Linked DNA regions of Homo sapiens: region 1 is linked to region 2. The links are chromatin loops, found by intact Hi-C in ENCODE. Cell type or tissue: dorsolateral prefrontal cortex. All regions are shown on one strand. Links, peaks and the distances in the headings refer to the core of each region. The heading gives the core; the rest is flanking DNA. Region 1 overlaps DLG1 (discs large MAGUK scaffold protein 1). Region 2 overlaps DLG1 (discs large MAGUK scaffold protein 1).

The links. Peaks named below come from ENCODE experiments on the same cell type or tissue, not always from the same donor. Only the 100,000 strongest peaks of a DNase experiment are listed, where the experiment ranks them.
Region 1: it touches region 2 in a loop (1.8-fold over the local background); 2 of 110 quality-filtered maps call a loop at or near these places.

Annotation. Positions count from the first base shown.
Region 1 is chr3:197,120,377-197,128,725 of GRCh38, reverse strand. The region is part of intron 11 of DLG1 (discs large MAGUK scaffold protein 1); the gene reads left to right. Among named protein-coding and RNA genes, the nearest start is that of MELTF, 95 kb to the right of the region's middle. In dorsolateral prefrontal cortex, for the core only: no CTCF peak of the experiment used is centred there; no DNase peak of the experiment used is centred there; H3K27ac peaks cover 4,046 bases.
Region 2 is chr3:197,170,039-197,178,387 of GRCh38, reverse strand. All of the region lies in intron 5 of DLG1 (discs large MAGUK scaffold protein 1), which reads left to right. Among named protein-coding and RNA genes, the nearest start is that of MIR4797, 120 kb to the left of the region's middle. In dorsolateral prefrontal cortex, for the core only: no CTCF peak of the experiment used is centred there; no DNase peak of the experiment used is centred there; H3K4me3 peaks cover 162 bases; H3K27ac peaks cover 3,799 bases.

The DNA.
Region 1 (8,349 bases), core at 254-8,253, 50 kb after region 2:
ACTCTGTAGTCCATGGATCAAGGAATAATTTTGACTTTCAAGTCTTACTATTTAAGAAATACATTTTATAAAGCTATAGCTGTCATAGGTAGTGATTCCGCTGATGGATCTGGGCAAAGTAAATTGAAAACCTTCTGCAAAGGATTCACCAGTCTAGATGCCTTTAAGGACATTCATGATTCATGGGAGGAGGTCACAATATCAGCATTAACAGGAGTTTCAAAGATGTTGATTCCAGCCCTCTTGGATGACTTGGAACAGGTCAAAACTTTAGTGGCAGAAGTTACTGCAAATTGGTAGAAATAATAAGAGAACTAGAATTAGAAGTGGAGCCTGAAGATGTGACTGAATTGCTGCAACCTCATGATAAAACTTTAACAACTAAGGAGTTGCTTCTTATAGATAATCAAAGAAAGTGGTTTCTTGAGATGGAATCTAATCCTGGTAGGTGAAGATGATGTGAACATTATCGAAACGGCAACAAAGGATTTTGGGATATTACATAAACTTAGTTGATAAAGCAGCAGTAGGGTTTAAGAGAATTCACTTCAGTTTTGAAAGAAGTTCTACTGTGGGTAAAATGCTAACAAACCAGCATCACATGCTTCAGGGAAATCTTTTGTAAAAGAACGAGTCAGTGGATATGGCCAACTGCATTTTTGTCTTATTTTAAGAAATTAACACAGGCACCCCACCCTTCAGCAACTACCACCCTCAGTATCAAGGCTATCATTATTAAGGCAAGATGCTCCACCAGCAAAAACATTATAACTTGCTGAAGGCTGAGATGATTGCTAGCGGTTTTTTTTTAGCAATAAAGTATTTTTAAATTAAGGCCTGTACATTGTATTTTTAGACATAATGCTATTCCTTACTTAATATAGTGTAAACATAACTTGTACATGCACTGGGAAACCAAAAAATTTATAATGACAGGCTTTATTGCAATATTCGCTTTATTGCTGTGGTATGGAACTGTAATATCTCTGAGGTATGTCTGTAATTCTGAGGTTTCTGGTGCTGCTAGTTCATGGCCTGCACTTTGAGAAACACTGATTTACAATATATCTAAAATTAAAGGGATTTTCTTTGCTCTTAGGTACATGAGGAGAGATACTATTTATCTTTGTACTTTCAGGTTCTAGTGCTTATATTTGTATGCAGTTCAGTTGTGTTGCAGTTGATTAAATTGTTCTTAAAGTACTTACGTATTTTTAGGTTTCTTACTTTATATATATATATATATATATATATATATATATATATATTTTTTTTTTTTTTTTTTTTTTTTTTTTTTTTTTTGGAGACAGAATCTCGCTCTGTTGCCCAGGCTGGAGTGCAGTGGTGCAATCTCAGCTCACTGCAACCTCCGCCTCCCAGGTTCAAGCGATCCTCCTGCCTCAGCCCCCCTAGTAGCAGGGATTACAGGCTTGCGACACCATGACTGGCTAACTTTTGTATTTTTAGTAGAGACGGGGTTTCGCCATGTTGGCCAGGCTGGTCTCAAACTCCTGGCCTCAGGTGATCCACCTGCCTCGGCCTCTCAAAGTGCTGGGATTACAGGCGTGAGCCACCGCACCTGGCCATTTTATATTCAGTTTTTTAAATATATAAGCTGAGAAGAGATTTAAGTATATTTTTTAATGTGTTTGTATTGGTGGAAAAATGAAATCTGTATTTGTTCTTTGCATTGAGTTAATGTTTGAAGAACCCGTAAATAATAAAGATCTTAAACGTACTGGGTATAACCTGCTTTTGAGTGCTCCTTTTTTAAATTGTAGAATTTTAGAAATATTGGTGATTTTTAAAGTAACAGTGCTTCCAATTTTAGAACTGTCAAGATTCATTATATTACTAATCATTATCAGTTAAAAACATGACATTTTGAAATCTACATACTGCCCTCCAGTAATGTATCTTCATTATCTGCTCATTGATTTATTAATTGCTCAAGTATAATTGAATTATTTCCTTAATAGTATTTAACCTGTCTGATGTACAGGGATGGTGTCTTATACTTCTTTTGTGTCAAAGAAAAGAACCTTGCTACTTATTTGAAATTCTTACATATACTTCCTCTAGCACATAAACTTTATATAAAGGCTTTGTGTATTTTTTAAATAATGAGCCATTTTATTCATCAATTCAAGTATCTTATTTTAAATGCTGCCTATCTAATAACCATGTGCACATTGTGACAGTTGTTCCACGAATTGAGTATTAGTGCCCTGATTATGATTATGTTGTTTTTTTTTTTTAAGATGGAGTTTCGCTCTTGTTGCCCAGGCTGGAGTGCAGTGGCGTGATCTCGGATCACCACAACCTCTGCCTCCCAGATTCAAGCCATTCTCTTGCCTCAGTAGCTGGGATTACAGGCATGCGCCACCACGCCCTGCTAATTTTGTATTTTTAGTAGAGACGGGGTTTCTCCATGTTTGGTCAGGCTGGTCTCGAACTCCCGACCTCAGATGATCCACCCACTTCGGCCTCCCAAAGCGCTGGGATTATAGGCATGAGCCACCGAGCCCAGCTGATTATGTTACTTTTTCCCCCATCTGTTATTGAACTAATAAAGCATTATGAAAAAGCTGACATTCACCTTGCAGTTTCAACTTGATCATAATATTTTGCTTCCAGTCCCTTCCCTTCTTAGGCAACTGTAGATGTGGGTTTCGTTGTACACTTCTGCATATGCAATTCATAAACAATCTGTTTGTGTTTTTTGAAAAGCACTTGTGTTTAAATTTTTTTTACATAAGTGAGTTTTACTTGTCAGTTCTTCTGAAGCCTGCACAGTCACCCTGCTGTCAGGCTATTCAGCTTACTCTCTATCCCTGGCTGTGGTGATCTGGTGTTCTCTTCATCAGTCTGGCTGTAGTCACTGAAGACTTTAGTGCGAAGGCCCATTGTCGTTTTGCCACTGTTACTCATGCTGTCATTCCTGGTCATGTCCAAAAACCACACTAATGATTCATCCAACACCCTGACTTTTTGGTTTCTTCATCTCTTTCTGACTATCCTGCCCTCCACTTCAACTCAGTTACTTGCTTCTAAGATAATACTTTAGATTTTGTTATCTATAATTATTAACTTTCATCACCTCTAAAATACCAGTTTGATCATCCCATTGTGTGACTACAACCCTCAGTTCATTCACCTCTATTCTAGCAATTCCATCTCATTTTGACCTTCAGTCATTTGACATTATTATTTTGTTGCCCCTTGTCTCAATTTTTCTATTTGTATTAGCTTAGATTCCATGGTTTCTCATGTTCACTTCATTGCACATCTTCAAGTCCTTTGCCCCCTTCTTCTTCGCAGCAGAATCCCCCAACACTGGTGCAGGCAAACTCTGCTATTTCATTTATGGTTCCTAAAAAGCAGAACCATGGAGAAAAGCACAAAATTCTGCTTTTTACGTATGGCCATAAATCATAGATAGTGCCTTACTCTTGCCTGCAGTCCTACTACATTTCCCTAATTCACTCTCCCACTCTAAAGAATTTTTCTCTCCCCTCAAACCTTCACTTGCCATCTACTATTCATGAATGATGATCTCACTTCATATTTCATATAAGCACCCAGAAGAGAATTTCCTTATTTTTCCACTTTCAGATATACCTATGTAATTATATTTTTACCCCGAAACTCGACTTTCACTTGTGTTTTAATGGGAGTCACTGTCATTGTTCCTGTTGAAAACCAGGTCTTCCATTTGTATACTGAATGTCATTGTTTGTTGTCTGCAGAGAATCTTGTTCTTGCAGCTGTCCCTTCTCTCTCTTGCATAATCAAATCCTCTGTCTACTGGATCATTACCATCAGCACACGAACATGTTTACATACTCCTTATCTGAAGGAAATAGGAGGGATCGTCCTACAGTCTTAAGATACCTCTCTAACACTGCTCCTTTTCTCTGCTTAATATCACCGAGAGCTGATTTTCCTACCATGTTAAGACTTCTTCACATCAAAAAGGAAAAAAGCCAGGCACAATGGTGCGTGCCTGTGGTCCCAATTATTTGGCAGGCTGAGGCAGGAGGGTTGTTTGAACCCAGGAGTTTGGGGGTTATAGTGCACTATTATTGCACCTGTGTCTGGCCACTGCACTCCAGCCTGGGCAACATAATGAGACCCATCTCTTAAAAAAGAGACCAGGCACGGTGGCTCACGCCTGTAATCCCAGCACTTTGTGAGGCCGAGGCGGGCGGAGCATGAGGTCAGCAGATCAAGACCATCCTGGCTAACCCAGTGAAACCCCATCTCTACTAAAACTACAAAAAATTACCCGGGCATGGTGGCAAGTGCCTGCAGTCCCCACTACTCGGGAGGCTAAGGCAGGAGAATTGCTTGAACCCAGGAGGCGGAGTTTGCAGTGAGCTGAGATCGCGCCACTGTAGTCCAGCCTGGGCGACAAAGCAAGACTCTGTAAGAAAAATAAAAAAACATACCCAGTAAAGAAATGGGGAAAGTCTATAAAAAGATTCTTTTACCTGAGACAGGATCTCACTCAGCTGCTCAGGCTGCAGTGGAGTGACACGATGATAGTTCCTTGTAGCCTTGAATTCCTGGGCTCAGGCCATCCTCCCACATCAGCCTTCCAAGTGTCTAGGATAGCATGCCCAGCTAATTTTTAAAATTGTTTTGTAGAGATGGGGTCTCACTATGTTGCCTAAGCTCCTAACCTCAAGTGATCCTGCCTCAGTGCCCCCAAAGTGTTGGGATTGCAGATAGGAGCCACTGCACCTGACCTCTTTATTTAATTTTTAATTGAATTAAAACATATATTCAGTAAGGGTACCAATTTTAAGAATTTAGCTTAATGATCAGTCACATGGCTTTTTAAAACTGCTATGTATTATTCCATTGTATAAGTGTACAACAATTTTTTTCATTTTACTGTTGAGTCACTTACAGTTCTGATCTTTTATGAGTGTAGCTGCTGTGGATGTTTTTGCACATCCTTGTCAGACATAAGCAGTCATTTCTCATGGAGTGAGGTTGCTGTGTTACAGGGTAGGCATATGTTTAGTCTCCAGCGGATACTGCTGAACAATTTCAACAGTATAGGAGGCAATTAAGACCCCAGTTTTTCTACATCCTCACCAACCCTTGGTATTATCCATCTTTTTAATTATGAATAGTATGTATATGTATAAAGTTATCTCATGATTTTAATGATTATTATTTATTCATTTATTGCTGGTTGTTCCTGATGATTAATTATTTTCAGCATTTTTGCCTGTGCTTATTGCTTTGACTCTTGTTCAATGCAATGTCTGTTCAAATCTTTTTACATTTTTCCATTGGTTTTATTATTGATTTAAAGGAAGTTTTATGTATTTGAGAAATAACTCTAATCAGTTACATCTGTTGCAGATGTCTTCACTGAGTTTATGTTTTCCCTCAAAACAATGGTACTTTTTGATGGATAAAATTTTTTAATTCCTTATCAGTCTTTTCTATTAAGGTAGTGCTTTTAGTGACCTGTTGAAATTTTTCCTATCCTTAGGTCATAAGGGACTTGTAGGAGCTTTATTATTTTGCCTTTCACATTTAGGTCCGATCCATTTTGATCTAATTTTTGCATGTAATGAGAGATTTTTTAATATGCAGATATATAATTGATCTAGCATCATTTATTGAAAGACCATTTCTGCCACTGAATTGCATTGGTGCTTTTCTTTTAAGTGACCACATATATATGAACCTATTTCTAGGCTCTTCTGTTTCATTGAACTATTTGTCTTTGTACCACCTGCAGTCTCTTAATTATCATAATTTTATAATAAATATTGATGTAAAGTAAATCTTAATTTTGTTACTGTTCAAGATTATGTTGGGTCTTTGAATTTCCTTTTTAATTTTAGGATCAAAAACATTACAGATCGGTTTAGGAAGAATTAAATTGAGTTTCTTAATCAGTCCATTAATATGAATATCTCTTCTTTTATTGAAGTCCTTCTTACATTCTCTCTGCAGTGTTGTATAGTAGAGGTTTTATATGTTAGATTTAGTCCTGGCTATTTGATGTTTTTCATGCTATTATAAATGTACTACTTTGTAAATGTTTCTAATTTTAACTGATATATAGGAAATATCTGTTTTGTATATTAATTGCTTAGTCAACAATCTTGCTAAATTTGTTAATGTTAGGTTTTATAGGTCTTTCAGATCGTCTACGTATATAACCATGTCATCTGTGAACAATGAATTTTACTTCCTTCTTTCCTATCTTTATACTGTTCATTTTCTTTTTTCTTGTCTGATGCATTGGTAAGACCTCCAGTTCAGTGTTGAACAGAAATGGTGATAATAAATATCACTGTCATGTTCACAAACTGGGGGACACAGTATTTCACCATTGTATATGGTGTTACCAGCAGGTCTTCTGTAGATACCCTTTTTGTATTAAGAAAGTTAATCTTTATTCCTGGTTTATGGGGAGTTTTTATCCTGTAAGTATTGAATTTTATCCAATTATTTATGGAGATGATTTTTCTCTTTTATTTTGTTAACGTGATAAATTACATTGATTTTCTAACGCTAAACCATTCATTTGTGGGGGGAAAAAACCCACATCCTTATAATATATATTATATATCATTGATTTTGAACTGCTTATATTTTGTTTAGGTTTACATCTGTGTTCACAAGCATGAACTTAACGATAGTGTCCTGAAATTTTTCTGTCTTGTAATGTTTCAGAATGTTATTTCATCTCTAGATGTTTTGTTGAATTTTCCAATGAAGCTATCTATCTGTCTGGCCCTGGAGTTTTCTTGGGAAGGATTTTAGTTCTGAATGCATTTTCCTTAGCAGACACAAGAATGTTCAGATTTTCTTTCTCTTGTTACCTAAGAGGACTAGATAACATTTGATTTTTTTTTTTTTTTTTTTTTGTGGTGATTGTCAAGCATTGATGGAGGGGATGTTTCTCACAGAGGCAGCCTTGCAAGTGAGCAGATGTCAAAATTGGAAAACAATTTTTGTACTAGTTAGAAAAATATTTTTAGCAAGAATAGTAAAAGAAATAGGGAAGATCATAGAAGTTATACATGAACTATAGAAGATAAAGAGCCACAATGTTTATAACCAAAATAAGGTAGTCAAAATATGATACTCAGGAATAAAAGTAGGAAAAAAAAGAAGTCTGTTGAATCTAACAGAGAATACAGTTTCTCTGCCGACATTAAAATGTTCCTGTTTTTTACAGTATATATTTTCTCGCTTTTAACTTATATTCTCTTTAGCTGCATGGCCTTGCTACTTCTGATTTGGACACCAGTCTTTTCCCATTCTCACTTCAAGCTCTTCTACTTGCTTTTCTATAAAATCTTATAGTGTTGAATCATTCATCTTAATATATAAGAAAAATGAATTAGGCACTCTTGTGCTTCTCTGGGGGACCTTTTTACATAAGATTTGGGGTATAAGAAATAGTACTGTTTTATCTGATCCTTCTTTGAGGCCGTCATTTCTTTCATAGGAACATTAATTTTTAGTCTCTGTTGTCTGAGAGTATGTGGTACATGTGAGATTAACTGCCCCAGAAAGGATGCATTGACTAAAGGGATAGTCTGGATGTGTCAGGGAAAATGTATATTTTCTGGTTTGGGCATTTGACTGGATTTCTTGTCTAGTTGTTTTTTTTGTTTCATCTAAATATGAAAATGCAGCAAAAGAATTTAAGAGTCAAAAATCAGTAAACTCTGGATTTTTAACAGGCTAGTGATTGTAGAGGTTCACGTGGGTATCTATTGATTGAGGGCTACATACCAATTCACTTGAAAATCCCATATTCTTACTGACCACCCAGGAAAGACTTTGGACTTTCAAAGTTAAGAGCCATTGGTAGAAAGTCCTTTGGCTCAAATACAAACGAGCATCTTATATATGAACTGGATAGGAAACAATTGCTGTTGGATACTGCAAACCTGTAATATCAATAGATACACTGCATCTCTAAAATACTATCGTTTCAGTCATTTCCTGTTGTCTTTCATCCAGTTCACTTTATTCCTTTATGTTACCTATCTGGCCACTATAGTAATTTGAACTAATAATTCCTGCATTTTTGTACTCCAGTGCGTAGTATGCTGCTTCCCTCCATAGAAGATATGCTCTAATTTAATAAAAAAGAGATTAATGCTTGATAATTAAATAATACAGCTACTTTTGAAGTGCTTTGTAACTTTATCATAGTTGAAGCCTCAAGAAAGTTAAATATTGCTTCCTCTGTGTTTTGGTAATGATTGGAATAATTCAAGTGTCTTATGTCTTTGTAAGCTACAGCTGCCATGTGTTACCTACCTGTGTCTTTAGAAAGCATGGTCAGGAATCACTATA
Region 2 (8,349 bases), core at 118-8,117:
AGATGCTGAAGACAAAAACCCTTAAAATTATCTTTTATTCCTTTTTTCTTTGCTCCGTATCCAGTCTGATGCCAAATCCTGTTGGCTTTTTATTCAAGATATATTTATGATTTGGCCACTTTTCAACACTTCTGCAACTACTGATTCAATAATATGTTGCCTGAACTACAGCAGTAGACATCTAACTTCTCTCGTTAATATTTTTTGCTTCCTCTAAGGTAGCACCCCTTCACTCCAGACATTACTCTGTCTTCTTACCTGATTCTTTATTATACATTTTTTACTGTCTTTTTACTTGACTGTCAGCTCCATGTGGGTGGGATTTTTCTGTTATGTTTATTGTTGTATCCTCAGTTTCTGTGACAGTGGCTGGCACACTGTAGATAACCAGAAAATATTTGTTGAATGAGTGAAGAGACAGGGACATACGAACTTGTGCTAAGGAGGGCCCAAGCAGGTGTGTTTGTCTGTCTTTTCCCTTAGACTTTCTGTGAAGCGCGCATCACACTTTATTTAGCATTGTAATAGTTCTCTAACTGATGATTCTTACTTGCCCTCTGAGAAGAAATACACACAAGGAAATGAGGTAGGGAGAGAAGAGAATTCAATTTCCTCAAAACTGGGATAACTATATAACTCAGACCAAACTAGGATACTTTAATGAAAAGAGGGAATCATTAATAATTAAAGTGAGACAACAGGCATAAATACAGACTTCCCAAGTAAATAGAGGCATATGGGGTCACTCTGTTATAACCATTTATTTTCTGACTATTCCCACCAGGCAACAGGTCTGAAATTCACACCAAGACATCTCCATCTTGGACCATCCTAGATTGATTGACCTAACCGTGTTATCGGTACATACCACATTCATTTTGTCTCATGTGTAATGATAATTGTGTTTTGATAAAATATTTTTTCTTCATCTCCAAGGAATGGAATTGTTCATATTCATTAGTGTAGTGCTTTTGTACTAAAAAGTAGACTACGTATAGGGTAGGTAGACAATCTTCTTAAACTGCTTTGAAAATACTGACTCTAATTGATAGGTTATTTTCCAGAGAAATTGGTGGAAATAGTCTCCTTTGGTATTGACTCCCCAAACATTCACAGTTTGGATGGAAACGCTGTTGTACTGGCTGTGAGATGCTGACCCTTGGCAGACACATTTGTTTCTTAATTTTCTACTCAAAAGGCTACTAACTTTGCGAAATTAATATGATGACTCAGACTTGGAAATCAATTGTTCCCCCTTTGACACAAAAAATATTGTAGGATCTATTTTATGTTTCTGTTTTTCTGGAAACTTTTACAGTGCACCTACATGTACTGACTCAAAAATTGGTTCTTAAACACTGTTTCAACACATTTTTATCATTTGTACAATAAATAAAAATAAATAAAAAATAATATAAAAAATAAAAATAAAATTTATATCATTTGTTCAATAGGACACTCTAGAAAAGCATAGAGATGAAGATTAAACCAAAAGTAGTTGGTTACAATGGTTATATAAGCTTTTTTAAATTACAAAATTGACCATACGATCCAGCAGTTGTACTCCTTGGTATTTGCCCAAATGAATTGAAAGCTTACATCCACCCAAAAACCTGTACAGAGATGTTTATAACAGCTGTGTTCATAATTGCCAAAACCTAGAAGCAACCAACATATTCCTCAGTGTGTGCATGGATAAAGTGTGGTGCATTCAGACAATGGAATATCACCCAGCACTAAAAGAAATGAGCTATCAAGCCATGAAAAGACATGGAGGAACCTTAAATGAATATTACCAGGTGAAAGAAGCCAACCTGAAAAGGATACACACCCTTGTTTCCAACTAGATGACGTTCTGGAAAAGGCAAAACTATGGAAACAATAAAAAGATCAGTGGTTGCCAGGGGTTAGGTGAGAGGGATAAATAATAGAGCACAGAGGATTTTTAGGACAGTAAAGCCATTCTGTATGATACTATAATGGCGGAAACGTCATTAAACACATGTCAAAACCCATGGAATATCCAGCCCCCACAGTCAACTCTCATGTAAATTATGGACTTTGTGATGTGGCAGTGTGGGCTCATTGATTGTAACAAATGTACATTAGAAATGCAGGGGTGTTGATTATGGATAGTTTATGTGTGTGAGCAGGGGGCATATGGGAACTAAAACTGCTCTAAAAAAATATATAAAGTCTATTAAAAACTATAAAATTGGTGTCTTAATGTAGATTAGATTGGCTTAGCTTGAAGACATTTGAAATTTATGATATAAGGTCTTTATAGTTAGGAAATGTGTTTTATTCTTCTTTGTAGCTTCTGTATAGTGTCTTGATTGTTTAGATGGCGTTTCTGTCAAGGATAGATAGGCAAAAAGAAGTTTCACAGGCTATAATTTATATATTCTAAATATATTCAGAGAAGTTTTAAAGTTAACCTTTAAAATAATGTGTTAATAACAGTGCTGAAAAGTGACTGAACCATGCTTATGGGATCAGGGCAAGTCAGCCTGAGCAACATTTTTCTCCTGTATTTTCAAGTAATGTTTGTTTGCATGAGAATTGTACTTCATACCTCTTATCACGACTCTAATTCAGTAGTCATTTGGATAATGATTTTGTTTAATGTCAGCCACTAAACTGTAAGTTTCACAAGAGCTGATGCTACAGGGTGTGTGGTTTTTTCCCTTGGTATCCCCAGAGCCTCGCATGGAGAATGCACTTGATAAATATTTGTTGAATGAATAAACAGATGTTATACAGGTGTTAATTTTTATTTAATCTGCTGTTGACGAAGTGGAAGTTTGGAACTTCTAAATATTGTTGGATCACTGTAAATTTCCCAAGCCATTTTTATGTAACACTATGGCTTAAAAACTAGCAAGTCTATGTTACCAGATTTTGTAAAGTTGTGAATTTCAGAAGTAATTCAGATCCTTCTGTGAAAAAATTGTGAAGCATTTATACTCTTACATATCTGAAGAACTTAAATTTTTATCATGAAAATTTTACTTAGTATCAGTCTCTTTAAATAAATTTTCTTAAATTATTCCTTGTACTTCCTGGCACTATTATTTAGATAACATTTCCAGCCCTCCATTTTTATAGCAAAGTTTAGAATTTTGATAAAGGTAAAAATAGTTGTTCAGACTATGTAGAGAACAGTAGCCTACAGTTACCACCTTTTAAAGAAAACTTTAAACCAACTGATGTGGTAATTTTAACAGGCGTATGCAAATACAAACCAACTGGCAGTGCCACCTGGGAGCAGTGGAATTTTATAGAAGCCTATACACGCAACTTGCCCCTCCAGGCATTTATTTAAAAGATTTTCCCTCCTCACTTCGTAACAGGAGCACTTCCTATTCATTCTTTTTCCTTTAAGCCCCAATTTGGTAGCATTTCTGAACAGTATTTTCAGTATCTGTGAAATCAAAACTCTGACTTCTTGACTGGAGCAGCTTTGAAATGTGAAGAAGTTACAGCTGTGACAGAGTGGAACCAAATGATTGCTTTACAATTTGTGTTGTTTTGTTGTTCTGAGAAAAAGAATTGGGGATTATAACCTGGTGTTTAATTATTTGTTAATTTTTTTTTAACAGCCACGTTCAAGAGCAATAAACTGGCATTTAAATTAAAACAGATCCCACCCTCATTTATCTGTATATAAATCTGACTAATCTTGGTAGGATGATCTGATGTATCAAAGGGTTATAAATTTGGAAAGAAATCAGTTGGAAAGTATTTTGTAAGATAGAAAGAAAACAAACAAGATGCATATCAATATTAAGAATTAATTGCTTTAGCCAAACTAAGTACCATAGCAGGATTTTGAAGGGAGAACAAAGAAAAGAGAATAAAAATCATATCATTTTAATCACTTTTTTTCCAAACTGGAAGGCTATATTCAGTATAGAGGCAAAATTTTTTCAGTTGTAAGAGCACAGCTTTATTATATAGACTTTTTAATTAAAGATATTTTAAAGAACTGTAGGTGAAACTTGAAATTTCCATATGTATATCTTGTTTCCTTGTTTTTTAAATTGTCGCTTCCATGGTTTTTGGGGAGAGAGAATTGGCTTATTTTTATTGTAGACTAAGAATTGCAACAGAATTAAACCATTTATAGTTAGTAAAAGTTAACTTAGGTGTCTTAAAGCCATTTTCTATTTTCTTCATTGACTTATTTAGCCTTTTCTTTCTCCTTTTTTAAAAGCAGCTAAAGCAGGAGTCAGCAAGCTACAATCTGTAGGCCAAATGTAGCCTGCCACCTGTTTTTGTAAATAAATGTTTTGTTTTGTTTTTGAGACAGAGTCTCACTGTGTCGCCCAGGCTGGAGTGCAGTGGCGCGATCTCAGCCCACTGCAATTTCCACCTCCCGGGTTCAAGTGATTCTTATGCCCCAGCCTCCTAAGTAGCTGGGATTACAGATGTGCACCACCATACCTGACTGACTGGGTTTCGCCATGTTGGCCAGGCTGGTCTTGAACTACTGCCCTCATGTGATCTGCCTGCCTCGGCCTCCCAAAGTGTTGGGATTATTACAGGCATGAGCCACCATGCCTGGCTTGTAAATAAAGTTTTATTGGAACACAGCCATGCCTATTTGTGTATTGTGTATGACTACTTTTGAACTACAATAGCAGTGTTGGATAGTTGCAACAATTACTGCATGGTCCATAACGCTTCTTTTTTTGTCATTTCCAAAAATGTTTGCTAACCCCTGATCTAAGGATTGATGCAGTATGTATTTCTTTTTACAGGTAATATATATTGTCTTTGCAGTAAAATGTAGTGGTAACAATAAAGACAAAATCTCTTTTTGAACTATTTTAAAGAGATAAGTAAAGAGTACTGGGTAAGTGTACCATCTTTAGAGGATGATGACCTGGATTTAAATTTATATTCTGCCATATCGCCTGTGCCACCTTGGGCAAATTACCTCCATGCGGAGTCTGTCTCCTCATCTGTAGAAAATGGGGATGAAAGTGTTATCTTTTTCAAAATTTAATGAGAATTAAATGAGACAATATGTGCAAAGCACTTATTATAATACATTAATTACATCAGTGAGGTCATCATCATCTTTATCAACTACCCTTTTATCCACCACTACCACCGCCACCACCATCATTTTCATTTCAACAAAATATTCTGACCTTTAAATGAGGAATCTAGAGATACGGAGAAGCAACCATGTTTTAGCTAGAGGGTTGGTAACTTTAATAGGGTGCAGCCAGGGAAACAGAAACCACAGCAACTAACAATAAAAATACACTACATGGGATTGGTTAGATGAGTATTGGAGAACTGGAAAGGCAAAATGAGAATGCCAAGGTAAAATCGAGACTAACTTACAGAAGTAGCTACCTGTAGGGGAACAAAGGACCCAAGCTGAAATTAGTGGAACCTCAGAGGAAGGGCACCATGGATTTTAAATATGAGCCCTCAGTAAGAAGTTGTACTTCCTAATGCAGTTTGAATAGAAAAGCGATGAAAATATTTTAAGCAAATATGCTTGACCAAGACATGTTTATTTTCAAATGGGACATTATTAGGCAATTCATTATTGCTAGATAGAGAACAACATGAAACTGGCAATTTTTTACATTTTGAAACTTCTGTTCTAAGGTTATCAAACTGTAAAACATCTTGAACACCTTCTGATTGGTGGTGGCTGCCCAGAAACACAGAAATAACCTTTTAGCAATGTCTACTATGTATATTGCATGAAAGTGGGTAGGGGAAGGAAGACTGTACCTACCCAATCTATTGCCCAAGTCATTTTAGAGTGCTGATTAAGTTGATTTCTTTTGACAGTCGCATGGTTTTATTCATTCAACAAATATATATTAAATACTTCCTGTGTGCACTTTTCTAGGCACTGGGCATATAGGAGTGAACAGAACAGAAATCTGCTCTAAGTAGAAGAAGACAGATAATAAATATAATTATCCAAAATGCAGTCACATGTCAGTTAATGGGAATACGGTGTATATTTATTTTTGTATATAATTATACAGAAGATAAAAAGTATAGTATAATAAATATACAAACCAGTAAAATAGTTGTTAATTATCATTCTGAAGTATTATATACCGTACATAATTATATGTATTATACTTCTGTACAACTGGCAGTGAGGTATATTTGTTTACGCCAGCGTCACCACAAATGTAATACATTATACTGCAGCATTACAATGGCTATGACATCACTAGGCAGTAGAAATTTTTCAGCTCCATTATAATTTTATACATGTGGACCATCATTAACCAAAATGTTGATATGTGACGTATGAGTGTATATGGTATTCTGGAGGAAAAATAAAGGAAAGAAACAATAGAAAATGTGTGTATTTGTGTGGGGGAAATAGAAGAAGGCAACTTGAGAGAGTGATAACAGGGACCTGAATCCTTACAGACTTGTAGAGGGTGAATAATACAAGGCAAATCTGATTACTGGGAAGCATTAAGGGCCCATTTTAGGTTATTAGTCATGAAGTCTGTGGTTTTGCTTATTTCTCTAGCCACATTCTGATAAAAATCAGGTAAAAAAGCACATTATTGCATTTGGTAATTTTATCCCCATTTGTCAATTATGTAACCATATATTGAAGTTTTAGTGTCTGTTTACTTTGAAATGTTTCGTGTTTGGCTCATCCTTTACTAGGACAAGATTGTCATCTGAATGCTGATAGAATACTGTCTTTTCATAATGGAGGGATGAGAAACCTTAACTGAATATTGTGAGTCTCACAGGTAGAGATAGATTCATGAACTAGATGATCTGTCTGTGTGAACTAACACACTTGTACTCATGTTTCTGTAATGGAATTAATTGCTAGATCTGTTTTCCTATTTACCTTGTTTTGTTTTAAATTTAATGATTTTAATACCCTTAGTGATTTGTTTAAAAATGTGTTTAGTTTTATAATTGTTTGCTTGTGAGATAGTTATGACATGGAAGTCATATGAAGCTGGTTCAAATAACATATTGTTGGTTTTTTACTATACCGGCTTATGTGAAAGATACCTGTTTGCAGTGACAGGACCAAAGGACATTTGAATAAAAAAACAGATTTAAACCATAAAAATCAGCTTTTTCTGAAGGTACTGGGCCCCCGTTGAGTACAGTGATTCCTAAGCAGAGTTTTTATAAATCTACTGTGCTATATTTTATCCTTCTATAAACATTCAAAAGGCTTGCAGTTTTTTTTAGTTTCTCTCTTACTTTTAAATAGCTTCTTTGACATTTAATCAGAGAAACATGCCACATTACAGCATAATACATCTTTAAACAAAGAACCAAAGAACTTAGATTAGGAATATTAATTATGCCATACAAAACCAAAATAAGATCCTTACTAACCCACAGTGACACGACAGTTGATACTTTTCCTTGCCATCTAAGATATTGGTACCAAAAGATTTGCTAATTCATATATCTCATTTTCTCTAAAAATATGGAAGTGTGCATACAAAAATTAACTCAAGATAGATTAAAGACTTAAATGTGAAACCCAAAGCTATAAGACAACCTAAGAAGACAACCTAGGCAGTACCATTCTGGATATAGGAACAGGCAAAGGGTTCATCATGAAGACACCATGCAATTGCAACAAAAGCAAACATTGACAAGTGGGATCTAATTAAAGAGCTTCTGCACAGCAAAGGAAGCTGTCAACAGAGTGAACAGATAACCTACAGAATGGAAGAAAATTTTTGCAAACTGTGCATCTGAAAAAGGTCTAATATCCGGCGTCTATAAGGAACTTCAAGAAATTTACAAGAGAAAAACAGTCCTATTAAAAGAGAGTAAAGGACGTAAACAGACACTGTTCAAAAGTGGCCAACAGTCATGAAAAAGAGCTTAGCGTCACTGATCATTAGAGAAATGCAAATCAAAGCCACGAGATACCATCTCACACCATTCAGAATGGCTACTTTAAAAAAAATCAAAACAAGAGATGCTGGCAAGTTTGTGGAGAAAAAGGAACACTTATACACTGTTGATGAGAGTGTAAATTAGTTCAACCATTATGGAAGACAATGTGGTGGTTCCTCAGAGACCTAAAAACAGAAATACAATTCAACCCAGCAATCCTATTACTGGGTGTATACTCAAAGGAATATAAATTGTTCTGTTATAAAGACATGAACGCTTAGGTTCATTGCAGCACTATTCACAGTAGCAAAGACATGCAGTCAACCTAAATGCCCATCAATGGTAGACTGGATAAAGAAAATGTGGCACATACACACCACGGAATACTATGCAACAATAAAAATGAATGAGATCTTGTCCTTTGCAGAAACATGGGTGGAGCTGGAGGGCGTCATCGTTAGC